2 separate regions of the Homo sapiens genome follow, and region 1 is linked to region 2. A link is an interaction called in ENCODE POLR2A ChIA-PET data of the cell type or tissue named here. Cell type or tissue: HCT116. All regions are shown on one strand. Each heading gives the region's core, and the rest is flanking DNA. Links, peaks and the distances in the headings are about the cores only.

Evidence for each region. Peaks named below come from ENCODE experiments on the same cell type or tissue, not always from the same donor. Only the 100,000 strongest peaks of a DNase experiment are listed, where the experiment ranks them.
Region 1: POLR2A ChIA-PET joins it to region 2 with 5 read pairs; 4 of 35 experiments call an interaction of 5 or more read pairs at or near these places.

The regions. Positions count from the first base shown.
Region 1 is chr11:63,807,390-63,810,294 of GRCh38, forward strand. No RefSeq gene overlaps it. Among named protein-coding and RNA genes, the nearest start is that of SPINDOC, 4.6 kb to the right of the region's middle. In HCT116, for the core only: no CTCF peak of the experiment used is centred there; no DNase peak of the experiment used is centred there.
Region 2 is chr11:63,887,141-63,890,045 of GRCh38, forward strand. All of the region lies in intron 1 of MARK2 (microtubule affinity regulating kinase 2), which reads left to right. Among named protein-coding and RNA genes, the nearest start is that of RCOR2, 29 kb to the right of the region's middle. RefSeq lists an enhancer at 1,377-1,486. In HCT116, for the core only: no CTCF peak of the experiment used is centred there; a DNase peak (open chromatin) is centred at 1,368; H3K27ac peaks cover 886 bases.

The DNA.
Region 1 (2,905 bases), core at 91-2,590, 80 kb before region 2:
AATAACTCCACTGAAGATGGTCTGGAGTCTTCCCTCAGAGCTCAGCGCAGAGAAGGTTTGCTCAGCAGAGCAGGTATGCAAGGCAGAAGGCCTGGCTTTGCAGGCCGACCAATTCGCTTCTGTGACTTTCATGTTGTTTGATTTGGTTTCTTCATCTAAGCATTGCAGTGTTTAAGAGCAAGGACAGGGGATAGAGCTAGGGTTGGGTCCTGCCTTAGCAACTAGCCACATTTCATTAAATCTAGGACATCATGGTTTGCAAGATGAACCATTATTTTATGTATCCCCAAAGAAAAAAATACTGCCAAACTATGACAATGATCTCTTATCACTTGGAATTTTATTTTACGTTTATTAAAAGAGCTCTTTTGGCCAGACTCGGTGGCTCATGCCTGTAATCCCATCACTGTGGGAGGCCGAGGTGGGTAGATCACTTGAAGTCAGGAGTTCAAGACCAGCCTGGCCAACATGATGAAACCTCGTCTGTACTAAAAATACAAAAATTAGCTGAGCATGGTGGCACATGCCTGTAATCCCAGCTACTCAGGAGGCTGAGACAGGAGAATCGCTTGAACCCGGGAGGTGGAAGTTGCAGTGAGCCAAGATAGCGCCACTGCACTCCAGCCTGGGCAACAGAGCAAGACTCTGTCTCAAAAAAAAAAAAAAAAAAATTAAAAGAGCTCTTTTAGGCCGGTGCAGTGGCTCATGCCTGTAATCCCAGCACTTTGGGAGACCAAGGCAGTCGGATCACTTGAGATCAGGAGTTCGAGATTAGCTTGGCCAACATGGTGAAACCCCATCTCTACTAAAAATACAAAAAATTAGCCGGGTGTGATGGCGGACGCCTGTAATCACAGGTACTCAGGAGGCTGAGATGGGAGAGTCACTGAAACCTGGGAGATGGAGGTTGCAGTGAGCCGAGATCGTGCCACTGTACTCCAGCCTGGGAGACAGAGTGAGACTCTGTCCCAACAACAACAAAAAAAAGAGCTCTTTTAGACTTGCAGATTTTTTTTCTTTTTTTTTTTTGAGACAGAGTCTTGCCCTGTCACCGAGGCAGGAGTGCCGAGGCAGGAGTGCAGTAGCACAATCACAGATCACTGCAACCTCCAACTCCCAGATTCAAGCGATTCTCATGCCTCAGACATCAAGGTAGCTGGGATTACAGGGGCACTCCACCACACCAAGCTAATTTTTTTTTTTTTTTTTTTGAGACGGAGTCTCACTCTGTCGCCCAGGCTGGAGTGCAGTGGCGTGAGATCGGCTCACTGCAAGCTCCACCTCCCAGGTTCATGCCATTCTCCTGCCTCAGCCTCCCAAGTAGCTGGGACTACAGGCGCCTGACACCACGCCCAGCTAATTTTTTGTATTTTTAGTAGAGATGGGGTTTCACCATGTTAGCCAGGATGGTCTCGATCTCCTGATCTCATGATCCACCCACCTCGGCCTCCCAAAGTGCTGGGATTACAAGCATGAGCCACCACGCCCGGCCTTTTTTTTTTTTGAGACAGAGTTTTGCTCTTGTTGCTCAGCCTGGAGTGCAATGGCCCAATCTCAGCTCACTGCAAGCTCCACCTCCTGGGTTCAAGTGATTCTCCTGCCTCAGCCTCCTGAGTAGCTGGGATTACAGGGGCCCACCACCAGACCCGACTGATTTTTTGTACTTTTAATAGAGATGGGGTTTCACCATGTTAGCCAGGACGGTCTCGAACTGCTGACCTCAGGTGATTCCCCTGCCTCGGCCTCTCAAAGTGCTGGGATTAGAGACATGAGCCACTGTGCCTGGCAATTTTTTTTTTTTTTTTTTTTTTGAGATGGAGTTTCCCTCTTGTTGCCCAGGCTGCAGTACAATGGCACAATCTCAGCTCACTGCAACCTGCGCCTCCTGGGTTCAGGCGATTCTCCTGCCTCTGCCTCCTGAGTAGCTGGGATTACAGGTGCCCGCCATCACACCCGACTAATTATTTGCATTTTTAGTAGAGACAGGGTTTCACCATGTTGGCCACGCTGGTCTCGAACTCCGAATCTCAGGTGATCCAACCGCCTTGACTTCCCAAAGTGCTGGGATTACAGGCGTGCGCCACCACGCCCAGCCATCCAGCTAATTTTTGTATTTTTTGTAGCAACTGGGTTTGGACATGTTAGCCAGGCTGGTTGCGAACTCCTGGCCTCCCGCCTTGACCTCCCAAAGTGCTGGGATTATAGGTGTGAGCCACTGCACCTGGCCCTAGATTTGTTGATATTTTAACATAGGTTTTCATGATATATCACTCTTCATATACATGAAAATGTAGGCAAAATAAATTGGTTGGGGTTGTCAAAGCCCTGTGACCAAGGACCACCAGGAACACACTTGTAACCAAAATTAGGTTTAATTTGCTGCAGTGAAGGAGAATACATCCCAGGGAAACCCTCAAGGCACCCTCAGGAAACTCCTTAAATTTGGCCTCGTTCCCATAGTTCTATGGAAGAATTAGGGAAATGGAACTGGTTCAGGATTGAATGCTGTCAAGAAACAGGGGCAGTTCAGAAACTGGGTATCTTTTTTTTTTTTTTTTTTGGAGATGGAGTCTCGCTCTGTCACCCAGGCTGGATTGCGGTGGCGCAATCTCGACTCACTACAACCTCTGCCTCCCGGGTTCAAGTGATCAGCCCGCCTTGGCCTCCCAAAGTGCTGAGATTACAGGTGTAAGCCACCACGCCCAGCCTGGACTACAGTAATTTTTGCTAAAGAGAAATAGCAATTGCTCCAAAAAAGGTGAAGTCAGGCCGGGCACAGTAGCGCACACCTACTTTCCAGCACTTTGGGAGGCTGAGGCAGGTGGATTGCTTGAGTCCAGCCTGGACAACATGGTGAAACCCCATCTCTAAAAAAAAAAAAATTCTTTTTTTAAAAAAAGGCAAA
Region 2 (2,905 bases), core at 131-2,630:
TACCTTCTGCCTCCTAGCTTATGGAGGAGGAGCCAGGGGCTTATCTTTTGGGGGAAATGAGAGCACGATTAGGCATCAAGAAGGGTTGATGAGAAACTGGTAAGGGGGACTGTCAAGAACAGCAGAGTGCTGAAATGGTGACAAAAGCTCTGGGCTCCGGCCCCAGCTCTGTACTGAGAAGCTGTGAGATTTTGGGCAAGTCTCATAACCTCTGAATGCCAATTTCTCAATGGAAAACAGGGAGACTACCTACCCTATAGGTCTGTGTTTGGAGAAAACAAAGTGTAAGCGCTGGACATACAGTAGCATCAGAAATGCTGAATCCGTTGGCCAGGGCTCATGTGTAAGGCAAACATTTCTTGGCCACTCCTGAGTAGCATGGTCTTGCAGGAATATATGCTTAAGTGCTGTGAGAGCACAGAGGAAGCTTTGCCCTTCCCTAGAGGGTTAATGGCTACCAACGTGAGAAGGTCACGGAGTTCCTTAATGAGAGGGAGCCTAGCCTAGAATAGGGGATGAATGAGAAATTGTTCTGAGAACCAGAGGCAAGGCTGCAACCAGCACATAGACAGGGGTCGTTGGTCTAGAAGGGGAGTCTTCTCCAGATGAGAGACAGCCAGCTTGCCCTGTGCTCACCATGTGCCCAGATAGTGGGGGCTTAGCAGGAGGAAGGTGTGAGGAATCCCAGGCCTTTGGAATTCCTTGAGAAAGCAGTGTTGTTTTGAAGGTAAGGCAGGGGATTGGTGACTGGAAACTTGGAGGTGAGTGAGAACCTAGGGATGAACGTTCAGAAGCAGGGCTGGAAGGAACTTAAAAGGGACATTTGGATTGTTTCTAGCTTTTGGGCAAAATCTAGGATTAAATATGATTTTTTCATTGATAGAATGCTCTATCAGTGATAAAGGCTCTTAATCTAGAAAACATACACCTCATAGGGGGCTTTACAGAGTCCCCAAACTCCCTGAAATTATGCTCAAAATATTTTGTGTCTAAGTGGAATGTGCATGTTTCCAAGGTTAAGCACTGCTTTTTTAGGAAGTAGGAGGTCCGTCCGCCACTGTCAGCTTGCTGGTTTCTGCTTACCCTCCTCCCCACTTCGTTCTTGAGGGGGTGGTTTGCTGGTCTTTGGCAGGGCCGCCACTCTGGGTCAGCACATCTGAGTCACACATGTTCCTCCCCAGCCCTATTGGAGGCTTTGTTAAAGTCATCTGCCCCTACCCAGGTCCCACCTGCCACAGGTGAGCTAGGGTTTTATGACAGCCGTGGCTGCAGTGAGTCTCCTCGACCTCTCGCCAGCTGTTACCCAGCAAAGCACCTTGGGGAGGGTGGGGCTGCCCACTTCCGGGGAGGGGGGGAGGGGGAGGGGAGAAGGAAGTTGATCTAAACCCGCCTCTTTCTCTGTCTCCCTTCCTGCCCTATTCCCCTCCTGCCCCTTCCCTCCCACCTTGCTTCTGGTGTGCTGTCCTGGAATTGCACGCGCTTCCTGACCACCAGGCTCTGGCCCTTGAGAAGCCAGCGGGGCTTTGTCCCTGTTGCTCTCCTTGCCAAACCCAGTCTCTCTGCTAGTGGTGGTTTCGGTTGCGACACCGTCCAGGTTCCCAGGCAGGAACCGCTCGGCCTGGCTGCTTAGCTACTTTTCACTGAGGAGGTGGTGGAAGGTGTCGCCTGCTCTGGCTGAGTAAGGGTGGCTGGCTGAGCCGGCAGCCCCCGCCCTAGGCCTGGCTCTTCCCGGCCTCTGTACTTTGCCCTCGCTGCCTGACAGGTTCTGCTGTGGGCTCTGCTGAATGGAAGTCGCTGGTAGTCCTTTTCCCTTTCTCCAGTCGGGTATGTTGTCCCCCTTTTTACTCTAGGATTGCCTCCTCCTCTTTCTTTCCTCTCATCTCAAACATAGGATCTTTAGAGAGTTGCTAAGGGGCGCCCTGCCTGAGTCCAGCATAGTAATATTCATGGGAAGGGTGTCCAGATGTGGAAGAGGCATTGACTAGGAAAGGAAGAGGGGGCACATACCAGAAGGGTCTCCCCTGAGAACAAGCAGCTTGACAAGTGGGCGAGGAGGGGCTGGTGGGAGGCAGAGGCCTGAGGCCTCAGAGAGGATGCTCCCGTGCTACAGTGAGGGGGAGCCTAGGATCTGGGGCCATTGCCCAGGACTGGTGCCCAAGGGACACTTTTCTCCCCCAACTCTATAGTGCCTGGCTTACTCTGCTTCTGGCCAGGGAATATCACCCCTCCTGGTTTGGCTCCTTCTCAGCCCTCGGGAAGCCAAAGGACACTTGAAGCCAGCCCTGAATGCAGAGCCCCAAAGCATGAGCTTCTCCATGGGACAACTGTTGGTAGGAGCCTCCAGCATTAGGGCAGGGGCCCTGCCTACCTGAGTCAGCGCCAGGCCTCTCGGGGTGGAGGCTGTCTTCCGGGCAAGCCTGACAACACACCTAGGCCGAGTCTGAGATCCCAGGCGGAAGGGGCCTGACAGGCCCAGTGGATGCAAAACTATCTTTTTATTTTCTCCTCCATGTCCTGCCTTCTCTCTTCCTCTCAGTAGCAGACCCCAAAGCTGTTTCAGCCCTACTTCTGAATCAGGCCTGCTTAGTAACTACTTGGTTTGCCTTTTGGTTCCAAATAACTGCCTTGCAGGGTGACCCCTTATTCTTTCTAAAGGCTACTTGAGAGCCATAGGGTCTACTCTTGACAGACCTCCTCCATCCTTTAGGGCCTGTCTAGAGTATGATATAGGCCAGAGCTTTGGGAGTGCCTGGTGTGCCACGTCTTACTATAAGCAGGGAGGATGGTGGTAGAGGGGAGAGCGTGGCTTTTGCCAGGTCCTATTGAGTTGGCCCAGCAGGGCAGCTAATCCTCAGCCTGCCATCCTGTTGGTGAGACCCAGGGCCAAGCTGAATGGTGCAGCCAG